Linked DNA regions of Mus musculus: region 2 is linked to region 1. A link is a loop called in an ENCODE intact Hi-C map of the cell type or tissue named here. Cell type or tissue: heart. All regions are shown on one strand.

The links. Peaks named below come from ENCODE experiments on the same cell type or tissue, not always from the same donor. Only the 100,000 strongest peaks of a DNase experiment are listed, where the experiment ranks them.
Region 2: a loop joins it to region 1, with 4 times the contacts of the local background. A loop is called at or near these places in 7 of 42 quality-filtered maps.

What each region holds. Positions count from the first base shown.
Region 1 is chr10:50,589,080-50,597,079 of GRCm38, reverse strand. It overlaps Ascc3 (activating signal cointegrator 1 complex subunit 3), which reads right to left and starts at 4,411. Exons shown (of 42, transcript NM_198007.2): 1 at 4,183-4,411. In heart, CTCF peaks have their summits at 640 and 4,292; DNase peaks (open chromatin) are centred at 4,169 and 4,539; H3K4me3 peaks cover 1,945 bases; H3K27ac peaks cover 1,857 bases.
Region 2 is chr10:50,897,711-50,905,710 of GRCm38, reverse strand. Sim1 (single-minded family bHLH transcription factor 1) reads right to left here. Exons shown (of 11, transcript NM_011376.3): 2 at 844-926. Among named protein-coding and RNA genes, the nearest start is that of Sim1, 6.1 kb to the right of the region's middle. In heart, a CTCF peak has its summit at 7,302 (motif pointing left); no DNase peak of the experiment used is centred here; H3K4me3 peaks cover 919 bases; H3K27me3 peaks cover 5,999 bases.

The DNA of each region.
Region 1 (8,000 bases):
AAAATGAAGAACAAACTTGCAAGGAATAAATAGGAGGAAAATATACATAAAAATTTACCATCAGGAGGCCATAGAGTCCAAGGGGCAAGGAGTAAAGTGTATCACCAAAACAAATAGAAGAGAGGTCTAAGAAAAATGTTACAGCCAACTGTATAAAAATACTATAAAACCATGTGGTAAAATGCCCAGTGAATTAAGCATTTTACCCATGTTCTTCCAAAGTTCATCTTTTAGTATTGTATGAGCACAGTATCTCTAAGAAAGGAGTTAAATTTGGACACTGTCAAATTTATCAGGTTTCAAGGTGACACGTGTGGGTTAAGACATATCTTTTACTGTAAATGTAAAGACTTACTTGAAAGATTACCTAGTGTAACTCACTTATCTTTTTGTAAGATAGAGGCCAACAGAACAACAAATGCACTCACTGATAAATGGATATTAGCCCAGAAACTTAGAATAAACACAATTCCTAATAGTTCTGTTTGGAGAGTAAAAGTGAAGATAGGCCAAAATGTAGTAAAACCAGAAAGAAAATTTATACCAGACAGGGAGTCCTATAATGGCACAAACATTCATTACATTCAAATTCAGTTCTATATATTACTGTGTCTCTCTATCTCCCTCTGTCTGCCTGCCCTGCCTGGCCCCCATGCTCTACCTCATGATTGCTAGATACCTTTACAATTAGAGTTAGATTCTCACTTATCTCTCTCATTTCATTGGGTTTGGCTTGTCTTCCTTCACTTCTGTGAGCCATTCTCCAGAGAGAACTCTTACTAGTTCCATTTTCTAAGCCGCAAAATGAAAAAGAACCACAAAATATTTCTGATACTCCTTTCAAGATAATTAAAACTTGATTAAGTGTTGAGTTCAAGCTTTATATAGGGACTATTTGCTAGGTGTTGAGCCAGGCAAAACAAAGAAATAAGTTACTATAATGCTTACTCACATGTAAGTATGAAGTACAGACTGAGAATTTCTTATTTGAAATGTTTGAAATTAAAGTGCTCCCAGACTGAGGCTGTTAGATTTTAGAATATCTGCATGTAAAAAATGAAATAGGTTTGTCAATGATGGTCCGTCCCACAATTAAACAAAGTTAATTTATGCTTTATAGTAAAGTCCCAGATTGATTTTACTCAATATTTTTAATAATTTTGCCGATAATGTGCAACTTTCTACTTTTGATGTCAAGTCAGTTATAAAAGCTCCAAATACCAGGTTCTGTATAGCAAAGAAACTGTCAGCACAGCACAGACAACCCACAGAACAGGTCTTTACCAGTTGTACTTCAGAAAAGGGGTTAATATTCAGAATTTACAAAGAATTACAAAATTAAATACCAAGGAAATAACAGATGGGCTAAAGAACTGAACAGTGTTCAAAAAGAGAAACACCAATGACCAAGTTAGTTTAAAAGTCTTCAACATTTTAGTATTTTAAGAGCCAATGGGAAAATTCAAACTAAAACTTTAAGATAACACCAGTCAGAATACTGGTCATCAAGAAGTTTGATAACAAATGTTGGAGAGAATGTGGAGACAGGAACCCTTATTCACAGATGGTAGATATGCAAATTAATAGAGGCATTATGGGAATCCACTGGAAAGTCATCAAAAATATAACTAACATATGACCTATTTTACTCCTGGGTATCCCTGAAGAACTCCCAGTTATACCATATAGATAATTGTAACCCCATGTTTACTACTTTTTTTAATTAACTATAAAAAGAACACAGAACCAACCTTATTGTCCATCCACAAATGAAAATCGCTGTGTATGTGTGTGTGTATATATACACACACATACATATATACACTCACACACACATACATATACATAAGTATACATATATCTATACACACACACACACACACACATATATATGTATACATTCACACACACACACACACACACACACACACACATATATATGGCAATACTCAGAACTTATTCTCAACCTGTGGGTCACAACTCTTTGAAGGGTAACATATCAGCCTGAGTATCAGATATTTACATAACGATTCATAACAGTAGCAAAATTATAGTTATGAGGTAGCAACGGAATAATTTTATGATTGAGGGTCACCACATCATGAGGAGCTGTACTAAAGGGTTGCTGCATTAGGAAGGTTGAGAACCACTGGCTTAGAATGACCCATAGTGATGTCATATTATCTCAGAAAGAAAGAGAAACATGTCTTCTCTTATACTAAGCTACTAGCTTAGTGCCTCCCTCCTCCCTATCTCCCCTGAGTGTGTGTGTGTGTGTGTGTGTGTGTGTGTACAAATGTAAACATGCGTTCGGTGAACATATATAGAAGATTTAATATTAGGTGATAAAGGAGAAATGAAATCAAGTAATAGACATTGTAGAGCTTTTTTTCCATTTTAATTGTTATTTTTTTCATTTTTTGTGGGGAATAAGTGAGTTAAAATATATGTGCTAGTGAAAATGTAAAATTCAACGTAAAGCTCTACAGTTTCAGAATTCTCTAACTGTATAATACCTCCGTTGAGGTGGAGACTTCAGATATGGCTCATTGTTCCTCATGACATTTATTTACAAGTTCTTTGTAATGAAGTTTTGGGAGTACTTCATATTTTGGGTTTTCAGATTTGGAATTCTCAGATTCCTTATTGTCTCCTCTGTAATTCTTCATTTATTTCTGGAGATGTTCATGAGCTAAAATTTTAACTGCGCATACTCACTTTCTCAAAGTTGAAAACTGTACTTATACAAACTATCCTCAAGAAAGATGTATTAGAGTAAAAAGTTTATTCTGTTACCATATAGGCTCTTTATAAAAATGTTTTGTATGTAGACTTTCTATATCCTATGCCAGACATGAGGTATCAATACAACCAATGTAAATACTAGAAAAAAATGAAAACGCTTCCAGCCAGAAATTTGTTTCCAATTATTAATTTAAACATCCCTTCTAAAAGAGTGTTTGCTAGTTAACTATACAAAGTTCTGTGAGAACAGGGACTTTCTATGTCCTACACCTCCCACAGTGCTAGGGAATGAATGAAGAGTGAACAAATGAATGAATTAATGAATGAACCAAGTTTTTTAGAAAAAATTATTCAACAAGGATCAAGAAAACTAAGTCTTGCAAAATTAATTCACTCATGTAAATAACACTAAGCTACACTTAACTGACATCTCTATGAATATTTTAATGCAACACAGTATTATCTTTGTGGATGGCTTACTTATGCAGTGGGTTTCATAGAATAAAGTAATCCTTTTTTTTTTTTAGGTTTTTTTTTTTTTTTTTTTTTGAGGCAGTGTAGCCCTGGCTGTCCTAGACCAGGCTGGCCTCGAACTCAGAAATCCGCCTGCCTCTGCCTCCCAAGTGCTGGGATTAAAGGCGTGCGCCATCACGCCCGGCGCAACACCAGTATTATAATCGTCATGACGTGAAAAACTAAATACAAAACATGAGCTAGAGCACGTCCAGCCTAGACTCAGAAGCGGAATTTGAGAACAATCAAACTCAGAAAACAAACGTTTCAGCTTATGAATCTGAAAAGGGGGTAGATATAGTTGACTGTTCTAATTTTTATCCAGGAACAACAACAACAACAACAACAACAACAACAACAAAAACCACACCACAGGTAGCAATTAGACTGCACTTGTGATGCATATCAAACTCAGTAGACTGAACTTCTTTCTTTTAAAGGTAAAGGAAATTACAGCATCCTACCAAGAACCACTTCATCTACCCCCTTAGCATAGACACTTCTTTATTTAAAAAAAAAAAAAAATACATTCTAGAGTCCTCCGATTGTTAAATTCACCCACTGCCCTGAACTCCAGGACCCAAAGCACTCGCTCCTCTGTGTTGTGGGGGAAACCCAACCCAACAGATGTAGGCGAAGAACGACGTTGCTAGGAATGTGTAATATAAATAAGGGGAGAGGGAGGAGAAAAACAGGTTAAGCCTAGAACAGAAAATTTTTCATCTTGTGGCCATTCTGTCCTTACACGTGGGCAATCGCGCTGGAGTTTTCACCCCAACCCCCACCTACAAACTTAGGTGAGCCGGGACGCCCAGCCGAGGGATGACAGCTCGGTCCACCCGCGCTCTTCCGGACTCTGAGACCAGCCCCGCCCCGCCGCACACTCGGGCTCCGCCACCCGCGCCCTCCCTCTCCCTAGCTCACCTCAGCCCCGCCGCCACGCGCGCCTCCGGCCTCCTGGAGGTTTGCTTCCTCTTCTCACTCCGGCGGAGCGGAGCGGAGGGCTGCGCCCCGACCTCCTCCGCAGCACACGCGGGCCGGCGGGGGTCGCTCGCTGTCACGCCTTAGCGCGCGAGGGCTGCCCAGCTGGCACTGACCCACAAACCCACACACCCGCGCCGAGCGACGGAGGGGCGGGGCGGGCGCCGGCCATACGTCACCGACCGCGACGCCAACGTCGCCACGTCAGCACCCGGCCGCCCTCGGCCCCGCCCATGCGGGGGTTGGCGTCGGGTGGCGTACACGCTAGCAAGTTTCAGCTCAGTTTTAGTGGTCCGACTCTTGGTTCCCTCCGGCCGACTCCCTAATCCCCGCTTGGTTCTGATAATGGCACCGAGTAATTAATTCCTATTGAAGGCAGAAACCAGTGAGTCACAGTCCCGTGGTTACTAGATGGTTCCGCCCACCTGCTCTAGGCTCAAGTTTCGATTTCCCTGAGTTTCATTATTCTCCACTTTGTACTTCTGAAGTTGTTTCTGACCTTCGAAACAAAACATCTGACGATAGCCTGGTGCGACTGGCAAATTTAGAAAAGCTAGCCTAAAAAAACTGCATTGTTGTTAAGTTTGAACTGATGAGCGAGGATACAGATGTGGTATGCATTGTCATCCTACCCTTTCAGCCCATTCTTCCCGAGACAGTTGTCCTAAAACTCACCAGAACCCTGTTTTATAGAAGCAGCATTGGTTGAATAATAAACATAACTTGCCAAACCCACTGGAAGTTCTGTATACCAGACTGAGGTAAGAAGACCTCAATAGCGATAGAAGCATTTCAGAAATTAAAATGAGATAACGCAGATGAAAAGAATCATGAAGTATTAATGAAACTTGGTAAGATTCACTAAGAGGAAAAGTTACTGGACTGTCAGCAATATGAAAGACCCATCTGGTGATAAAGGTTTGTCTGGTATGACCTGAACTTTATGAGGAAAACAAACAAAAACCCTTCACATTCTGAGAGTCCCTTCTAATACAATCCAAGGAACTAAATGCACTGTAGAAGCAATATATGACCATCACAGTCTCTACATTTCTCTAAGTTCCCAGTCTCTACATTTTCTAAGTAGATGCTGAATGCTTACATAATAGGGATTTGGGGGGAGGGAGACGCATTTTAGGAGAATTACTGGCTGGTTTTGCTAAAAGTTAGTCCAGTCGCATGTAGCCTTTCAAGCGTTTACAGTCTAACTCATTTTATCACCAAACTACAACTGGTGATCCCAAAGACTCTTGGTCTCACTAGAGAAAGAATTCTAGGAGAGATACAGAAGAGACTTAAGCAAAAGCAAATTCATTATAGTAAAAAAGCAGAGGCAGATATTCCCAAGTGGGAAGGCCACCTGAGAATCCAAGCAGAGGTGATGTGAGTGGCATAGAAATATTTTGCTAATCTGAGATACATAATTGTGGAATTTTCAGAAACAGAGAGAGCATTTCCATGAAGCAGGCAGGGAAGGAAGAGGGGTTTGATCAAACATAGAATTATAGTACCAAGATTGCAATTTTGGAACAGCATGTATGTTAAAAACCGCAACTATAAATAAGATGCTAATTAATTTCCAGCTGAACTTTTGGGTCTCAGAGTCTCTGCAGCATGCAGATATTACTTGTATAGAGTACAACTGAAAGTAATATCATCCTGGCACTCAATCGAGCTAGATGAAGCCATCACTGTTGGGTTAGATTTATGTTTTATTTTTCACTCTCTCCTCTACCAGTAAATGAGACAAGATAAATAAGTAAAAAAGAAAAATGAAAGGAGTCTACATAGATAGTTTAGATTATACCCAACAGAGTTCCAGAGGATCAAAAAGATGAAAATTGAAAATGTACTACCTGACTCTCCTGTGCTATGCTCAAGCCACTAGCCAGATTTGGCTCTACAAAATAGAAATCTGACTTATTGGAATTAAGGTTTTCAAAATATATGCCATATTTTGAAAACTTAACGGGAAGGTGATTGTAAGCTATCAACTTTTTATTTATTTTAGATAAGCCTTTGTACATTGAGCCAAATGAAATGTAATTATTTCAGCCCTTACTTTTAAAATGTATATCTATAAACTTTAAAATGGTGCAGGTGACTTAAATTATACTTCTACATAGTACCAGAGTGGAAGGAAATAACTTCACTAGTTTCTTAAGAAATACCTTTGAACTCCTTTATTTTCTCAGGGATGTTTTTCAAATGTTTACTAAAAGACAATCTACTAAAGATGGCTCCTAGTTTGGAGAAAGAAGAATGTCTAGAAAGTTTTTTAACAAAGCTAAAAGCAAATGCAATCTGATAAATAGCAACCCTCCTGCCTATACTGAGAGGTTATTTCAGTATTTTTGTTATTTTCCATTTATCTTTGTGTGTTTGTGATATGTATGTGTGGGCACATTTGTGTGTGTGTGTGTGTGTGTGTGTGCGCGCGTAAGTCTTGTTGATACCTGAAACATTTTCTTCAGGACCTTTAAGTCTTTTCTTATGAAAGGAGCTGATAAAACTATGGGAAAATGTTTAGATACATTAGTCCAGCCACTAATCTTCAAACAGTAATATTTGTGCTTACATGAAGGCTAAGCAAAGTCTGTTAAACTTTTAAGCTTCTTCCTTGTACATCTTGCTACTTTCACAATGACAGCCAGGTTTTTATGACTTAATCCTTGATATACCTCAAGAGAAAGGTAAGATGTAACTGTAGTCTCCCAGGCTTACTGCCTCAGTTTGCTAACCTAGGCCTAGTCCTGGAAGCTTCTATTCTCTGTACAATCTAATCTAGGCCTAGAATGTTTTCAGCCTCTGAGACTTACTACTGAATAAATGCTCACCCTTTCTAGTTCTTTCTGAATACTGGCTGGCTGATTCAATTCAACTATTCTGGCTCAAACTCCTCTCCACGCTGACTGATTCAATTTAGTTTCCAGCCTGGCACTCAATCCATCAAGATGAAGCTGGGTTTCTCACTGAATTGCTCTGCTTGGCATCAAACTCACTCTAGCAATCTGTTCTAATCTTCTGGCTCGTTCTCATTCTCTGCCTCTGTTTTCACCTGTGTCTCACTTGTTCTCTCTATAACCTGTGTCTGTAAAATGTCCAGGTAAGACTGCCTCTGCACTCCACCAAATGCACTGCCACAAACTCAACTCCACTGCACTGACTCTCAACTGACTCCCAGATCACTGAATCAACTGAACTAACTGACTAGAACTCAGAGATCTGCATACTTCTGTCTCCTGAGTGTTAGGATTAAGGGTGTGTACCACCATGCCTAGACATAAGCTTTTCTTTACCTGAAACTTGCTCTACATTAGGTTGGACATGAAGTCAGACATCTGCTTGCCTCTGTCTCCAGGGATTGAAGGAGTGATGTATTCCAACTGGTTCACACAGACCTAGAAGGTCTTTGGATGTGATCCCCAAGCCAGAGCAACCATGTATCTGGATTAAAACTCCTCTACACCATCATTTCTTAAATCCAATTACAAGGCTGAGAAGAGAACAGAGCCACTGGAGTGAAAATTTGCCAAAGACTGAAAATTCATGAAAGTGGCTCTGAATTACTAATGGTAAAGCTTGAACATTGGGCTCAGGGGAAAGTACAGGTAAGCAGAGAATTTCAAAGATATAGAGTTACCTCTATGAATAATATGCCCTGCCATTCAGAAATTCACCATAACTCTTGGTGCCCAGAGTTTCTGGAGGGAATTCATCATATATACCTGATTGACATATTAGTGTAATACATCATGAGT
Region 2 (8,000 bases), 310 kb before region 1:
AACTAAAATCTATTTGGTGTCTAGGAGAGAGAAGGGAAAAGCACTAATGAGAAGCTTTCCCTCTGCCTGGTTCCCCTAGGCTTCAGACTACCACTCTAGAGGACCCCAGTGGACTTGATAATAATAGAGGATGTAGGGTGGAAAACAAGTGTCACACCTAAAACTGCCACTGGGAGTTATTATTTAAAATATTTGTTCTCGGACTTAAGCGGCCAATGGACAGTTAAAACCCCTGTGTACTACAAATAACAAAGTAATGGTCACCTCATATTGTTTAAACTCATTGCGCGCGCGCGCGTGTGTGTGTGTGTGTGTGTGTGTGTGTGTGTGTGTGTGTGTGTGTGTGTGTAGAGCTTGGACCAGTCTAAAGTGGGGAGCGCTGGCAAAGGGAGGACGCCTGGGAACTACTGGGAAGAGACGAAATGAGTTGCAGACGCAGCTGGATCTGGAATGCGCCGGCTTAAAGCAATGAGGGCATTTATTGCAGATTCTGGTTATTTCCTTTGCAAATTCTTCATTTCAGATCCTTGCCGAGCACTGCCTCCCAGGCCTGGCGCAGAGCATTTCAGGTTTCTTAGCCGAAAAGGGACAAACAGAACCCCCTCTTCTGGACAGAGCCCCGCTGGGGCCTTAACAGGCTGATTTGCAAACCCAAAATCTTGGTTGTCACTTGCCTTGCTTTCAGCCTCCAGAAGCAGGCACCACTGGCTCATCCAGCTAAATTAAGAGCTCAGACGTAAGAAGAGCTATTGGGATGCCCCCTCCTCTGTTTTTTTCTCCCCTCCCCCCAGAAAAACAAAAACTCGGATAGTGCCTGGGCGACCAGAAGTCTTGCGTCTGTACCTGGAGTAGATGAGAGCCGAGTTCGCGACCAACGTTGTCCAAGGGGCTGGTTCGACTGGTGTGGCCCCACGCCTCGCCAAGCCCTGTGGAGACACCCAAACATTAGCGAGAGAACCTAGGCCCTGTAGGCAGTCGGGGGCTGGAGAGCGGTTTGTCTCGCCCTGGGAGCGGAGCAGTGTGGGTTACCACCGCCCCTTTATGGATCCGATCTGAGGGGATAGAGGACTGGGTCAGCTGGCAATTCTTGCCCATAAGTTCTAGTGGCTCCAGTCCTGGACAATCCCAGCTCGATCTTTGAGCGGGTTCCTGTTCTGTTTAGCTCAGCAAGGGGTTATTTCTCGTCACAAGTTTTCAGTTTTCATCCTTGTCCTTTTAAGCAGCCCGAGAGATTCCTCCCACCTTGTCAACGCAAATGTCACACACACTCAGACACACACGCGCGCGCGCGCGAACAAACAAACAAACAAACAAAAAACAGAGGCCACCAGCCTCACGGGTTCAGTCCTGGCAACCTTTCTGATTGGCTGCGGGGCTTTCTAGACGTAGGTTCCCCCTAGCCTGACCTGAATACTCTTGGAGAAATCTGTTTGTGGATAATTTCCTGCTTCTCTTTCAACAGAATCTCTAGGCAATCCTCTCTTTTTCTTTCCCCTGGGAGTCCAGGCCTTATCCCATATCCTTATTTCCCTCCCAAAAGAACAAGAAGAACTTTTCTGGCTATTTTCGCTCTATTCTGAACCTAGAGAGTCGGTTTTTCTACTACTCTAGTACCATCTATCAACAAAGCTAGGCCATTCTTTCCCTTTGTCTTAGCATGCCAACCTTTCAAGCCTTTGGCACAATGTTTTTCTAAATATGCCTTAAGAAATATTTATGTAAGGTTCCTTATATAGTCATATGCAATATGGTCTACTACCCGTAGCAAGACCAAAAAAAAAAGTGCAAAAGCATGTTAAACTATTTATGGCCATCTTTTAACTGCTGCTGATAAAAGTACTTCACTAGTTAAATCTTTCGTTTTTACATCACAAACAAGACTTACTTGTTTTTAACGGTGATCTATTTCGTTAGGAGCAAATACTCTGAAACATACACCGTGACAAATATGCTGGATTTGTAATATGGAAAAAGAAAATAGTTTTTCACAATAAAACATTCGTTTAGTTTTTTGAAGGTGTTTAAGTAGGACCTGTTTCCTAAGCAAGTGATTAAAAACCCTGACAACGAGTAACAGTTAGCGCCCCTTAGGCTCAAATGGGGTCTTTCTGGGTGTTTGCACACCTAAATAAATCTAACGATTTCCGCACTGCTCTGCAAATACTGCGGCTCCGCTCCTGCGACTGCCCCTCCCTCCATCGCGCCGCGTGATCCTTCCTGACGCCCCAGCACGCCCAGCTCTCCTCCCCGAGTGACACTGTGATTCTGGCCCCAGTTATCAGGGTGAGCCAGTAAGTACTGAAGGGTCGGGTCTCAGCCACCTATACACACCCCTTCGTGTTGCCGCCTCCCTTCCTCCCCTCCCAACTCATCCTCCTGAATTTCGGCTCCTATCCAGAAGAAGTAGCTGGACTTGGCCACCCTAAAGAAAAGAGAAAAGAAAGACCTTGCTGAGAGTGCCGAGGACTCGGTTGGCGTCGACCTTGGGGCCCCGCAGAGCCCAGAAAACCAGAAGCTTCTTGGGATCAGAGGGCAGGACATTCCCGCTGGTCCTCTAGAGATCTGAGGGCTGCGGTTGTCTGGGACTAGTCCTAGTCGCCCCTCAAGCTAGCGAAACCTGTGTTTTAGGCAAACAAACGTCTTTAATAGAAAAATTTGAGGGTCACCTGAAGCCGCCTGCAAATCACCGAGTGGGGTCGCAGGGTTGGAGGTTGGCGGGGGCGTGTAAAAAGATCCTGCCTAAGAACTCTAGATGCCTGCTTTGCTCTGCCGGGTTGCGCCCTCATTAGCATGCGCCTACGAGGGAAAACAAGACTTGCCCACAGGTTAATAAGCAGCCCGAGCGGGTGCTAGCTAACAGGGGAGTTCCTCTCTCTACTCTGCGCCCCCCTCACACCTGGGAGGAAACTTGTTTTCACAGAGGCTGCGTTCCCTTTTGTAGGCAGAGGAAACTTGTCACACGGTTGAGTCTGGGTTAATGTTTTATGAGGAACTGACTGGGCGGCTCTACCGGTGGATCTCACCAAGGGAGGAGCTCACCCTCCAAAATGTGAGGACACCCCCCCCCCAAAAAAAATCAGATTAAGGTTCTCATTTCCCAAAGTCTTAAAGTGCTGCCAAGGACCCTCTCACCTCTTTGCTTCGATGAAGCGCCCCAGCACCCAGTTTCAGTGGGCAAGGGGTGGGGTGGGGGGGGGGGGAGCTGAGATTTCGTTTCTGCACTTGACCTACCGCAGAAAATTCGCAAATCCTTTGATTGTCTGTTTAAAATGAGGAGGAACCAGCTCCTTTTGCGGCAGGATTACAGTGAGAACACGATCTAAAGATTCCCTTGTAACTCGGTGAGGCAGAGGGAACAGGGTTTTGCAAAGGAGAAAAGGCTCTCTGTGAGGGAGGCGATAACTAAATCAGGTTTCAGACAAAAGGATTTTCCCCAGCTAAAGTGGCTGAAGACAAAGGAAAACATAATCTATTTTGGAAGATTTCCAAGATATGCCACATTAACCTCAGCAGATAAATTTTACTTCTCTCAGGCCCCTCACTTTCCTTAAAATCTGGTTTATCATATTTACATAAGTAGTATTAGAAGGGGTGTATCTATTATGAATCTAAAGGGCTAGCTCACATTTCATGTGAATACCCAAGCAAGTTTCTCTGTTGCTTTACCCTTGGTGCACGGTTGAGCCATTTCCATTTAAATACCCCCTGACCCAAGGATTACCTCAATGGACTGACTGCGCGGGTTTTGTAATTTCCTGAAAATGAGATTTCGATTTATAAAACAAGAAACCAATTAGTAACCAAATGAGGCGAAGTAGATCCACTAAAATTGACCTAATCCCACAGGCACCATTTAGGCCCGTTCTTGGTGAATGAATGATGAGCCCCAGTCTAGCGCGCGCTCAAAGCATCATCCAGCTGTGTTATTGCAGGCAGCAAAAATAAATTGATCGGGCTTTTTCTTCGAATGAATTTCATGCCCTTGACAAAATACAGATTACAGGCCAGGCATCCACCGCCTCCTTTGCTGGCTAGAAAGAGAAGAGCTTGTTGTAGTGGCCCCTTCTTTCTTTCCTCCCTTATTAGCACGGCGTCTCCATAAAAATGTGTCCTCTCCACAATGCCTAGTGTGTCTCGGAGGCAATAGGGAGGTTTCCTGTGACCCGTCTACAACCGAAGACAAGGGTGATACAAGCCCTTCCAAGCCCTCCTTCTAACTTAAGGTCCCCAGAGGCTAGTGGTTGCTACTTAGGCGGAGTGCGTGAAAAAGAAAATCTGAAACCCCAAATACCACGTGTGTGCGCCAGGGCTAAAAGTCCTGCGCTGGCATTCCTGGGGCTGTGGCATCAAGGAGCCTCTGGGTTCTCGTTTGTCATGGCCAAACAGCGGAGCTCTCTGGGGGAGAGAAGGGCAGGGAATGGGTGCCCTGCGTCGCGCCAACTCCTGGTACAGTTCCAGGGCAGAGCACTTTGTTCATCAACAAGGCGCATCAGGGTCTCCGCTAGCCCTAGAAACTGTCCCAGGTCACTGCTTGAGACGGAGCTCACAAAGGCTCCTGCGATCTACCTCGGCAAGGCCTGCGCTGTACCGGTGTGTGTCCTACTCTTGCCTGCCCGCCTCTCCCCGGCCAGAGCCAGCGACGACTGTGCCAGGAATCTTCTAGTGTTTGTGTTGTTCGAAGCTGAGGCGGGTCACTAGTTTCTCCGGCTTTTTCCCAACCCAGTGTTTGCGCTTCCGGTTGGGGAAGTAGCCGCCAACCAGGCTTTGTAACCCAGCCCGCCACACCCGCTGCGCGTTATCCAACACTACAAGAAATTGGGGTTTCTTCGGATTTAGCTTAAAACCGGGAACAAGTGTCCTGCATGGAGGCTGAGGGTGCCGTCGTAAAGGAGTTTAGTGTTCGGGAATATGCGGGCTGGATAATGCCCCCTCGGTAGAAGACCCTCGCCTCCAAGCAAGGCAGCCCCTCACCTGGCGACCTACGGATCCCGTCCTGCCGGGAATGAGGGAAGGACCTGATCTCCTTTGAGCATAAAACTACCCTGAAGGATGGTAGTGCTTTGTGCATCACAAAGGATGTATCACACTCTGGTATGTAGCAAGGTCTGACCTTTAGATAGGGCTTGTGACACCTCCAATTCTCTGAGAACTTAAGGCCCGGAAGGTTTGGAAATCATGCCCAGACTTCAAGAAGACATGATTCAAAAGGAAGATCCGACATATCACTTGTACCTATTGGGCTGAGAGCTTTCCGCAGTGGAAAAAAAAAAAAAGTGTGGTAAGGTCGGAGATAAAAAGCCACCCGGGGTCTGAACAGAACCACCAGAGTGTCAAACCCACCAGCTTGTCAAACCTGTGAAAAAAGTTTACCCCATTCTACCCATTCCGTTAGCAACTTCGGAGTAACCGGACTGAACAACTGGCAGCCCAAGATACTGGCAAAGTGACCCACCTAAATAATCGCTATTGTTACTGTCTGTCTCCTTTCTCCGAGAAATACCCGGGCCCATAAGGGAATACCGCAAGAATCCAGGAGTTTGCATTCGGAACTTGCATCTGACTGCAAAAAAAAAATTCAAAGATATCAAGATTCCCCCTAAATGTAAAAACAACTCCCCTAAAAAAAAGATCTACCCTTATATGTTTAATACGTTTTAGTCTTAGATGGATAATTGTGCTGCGTTTGAAAGCATCCCACCATAGCTTATGATGTTCCGTTTGTTGTTTGTTTTTAATTTGTGATACACCCATCTTCTTTTAAAAAAATCATTGATCAGAATCTATACATTCTAGTCATAAATCTGCCTTGCACACAGTTTAATTCTGCACCCACTTAAAACGAACATCAAAACTGGAATTAAGCAGAGAAAACCAGACTTGAGCATAAAATGTGTTTAAAGGAGACTTTAAATGAGAAAAACTTGTGTTAGAAAATAAACATTGAAACCCAGTGCTCAATCATTTCCCTGAGCAGCAAGAAAAACAGCCTTAAATCACATATCCACGTGGGAAACCAAGCTTTTTTTTTTTTTAATTTTTTAAGTGTTTTCTGTTTGTTTGTTTGTTTTTGAGTTAATTCAAAAAATGATTAAGGATTTCAAGTTTTAGATGAATGTTGTAGGACTTGGGAAAATACTTACTAATTTCAACCCTTGTGATTATTTTTATTTTTCATAGATATATTGGCGACTATGCATAATGATACTACCAAGATTAAAAACAGTTAAAGATTTGGAGCCATATCTGATCTTACAGCTTATTCCGAATGACAAAATGCCCCTGGCCAAATCTACAGTAAAAGTGGATAAAAATATGTATGTCTTTGAAAGTTGAATTTGTCCTCTTTTGCATATAAATAAAGTTATATCGTTGTTGTTTTTTAATATCTTAATACATCTTCCTGGCTTTGATAACAACAAAGATTTGTACATTTTTTACATTCTCTGTTTTTTCTGTTTCAAGACAATATTTAGAGTGAATGTGATTAAACAGAAGATAAGCATTTTTAATGACCTCACAGTGCTCTTCCTGGATTTTCCTTTATATAAAATTTAGTCTCTAATGCTGATCCAAAGCTTGTTCCTTCTCCTTCCTCATCTTCCTCCACCTGCATCTCCACAATTGCTCCTGCTTGGAGCCTCACCTCAAAGAGCAAGGATTACAGGTGTGCACCACCACACCCAGTTTTATACTGAATTCTTAGTTATTCCAAATACCTGTATCATTATCTCCACTTCCCTTTCTTTCTTCTTCCCTCCCTCATTTCTCACTCAACTGTTCAGGATTACCTATTCTGAATAAACACACTAATGGCAAAACCTGGACCCAGACAACAGCTACTACAATGATAAGGGGCGGAAATGTACAGGGAATGACCATACAGGGAATACTCACCGGTCCTACACCCTCTCAGATAAGTGTGGAAGAATTTTTTGTTCACTTACCATATAGCCATTGGGCATTACACAGTAGTATAAATAAAGTGTGTGATATGTACAAAAACAAGGTTTACTACATTGTTATGCCTATAGTTATGCCATCAAATCTGTAATCATTTGAAATTAGACAGTTTGTAAAATCCATGTCAAATGTGATAGGATATTTACCGTAATTAAACAGCGATGCTTATTCTTAAAACAAAACTTTATTAATGTCATGTGGTGGGAAAGCTTTAAGACATGTAAAGTAACTTCAAATTCTATTTAGCATCACCAAAAAATTACAGAGATGTAAAGTGTTCAGTTCACCCCCAAGCTTAGGTTGAACCCTAAGTAAAGGCTAAACCCAAATTTGGCACCACCTGCAGGTAGTGCCTGGTTTTGCGGCTTGTCACTCTTTTGCTCCTTTGAAAACCGCTGAGTTTTGTAATTGTTTGCCGTTGTTGTTTTCGTTAATACAGTAAAGGGGTGTACTTTAGTACTTTCGATTTAGTGTTTTTGAAGCTCAAACAATCTCGAAATTAAAACCTCATCTCCAGGTGCCAGCTGTTCTGACGATCCTGTCTAACTCATCGAGTGGAGTCTGCGCGTGAGTTATGAACTCCACAGAAGCTAGCGAAATAAATGATGTGCCCAGAGTTCACACATGGTCCATCCCCGCCCCTCATAAACTCACACTCAGAAGAGGGGAGAGAGGAGAGGTGGGAGGGGCCAGAGTTCGGTGAGAGAGGACTGTAGAAAGCACTGTTAAAGTAGCCAAAAGGGATGGCCTAGCTTGCCGTCCAGAGGACCTCATAACGAGAATATATTTGAGTCCTTCTATTTCTTTATAACGCGATTTTTAATTTTTAAGAATTAGCGCCTTCAGAGGAAAGCTTCTTCTCTTAAAATACAAAAATAAAACAAACAAAAATATCGAGCCGGATCCTCTCAGAGCCCACCCCGAGTCTGCACTGAGCAGACTAGGGCCTCTGGCCTTGTGGGTTCCCGGGCTCTGTTTGTGACTGCTGGGGAAATCAGCCCTCTATTCTTCTCCTGCGGTTATTCGCTGCCCCACTAGCA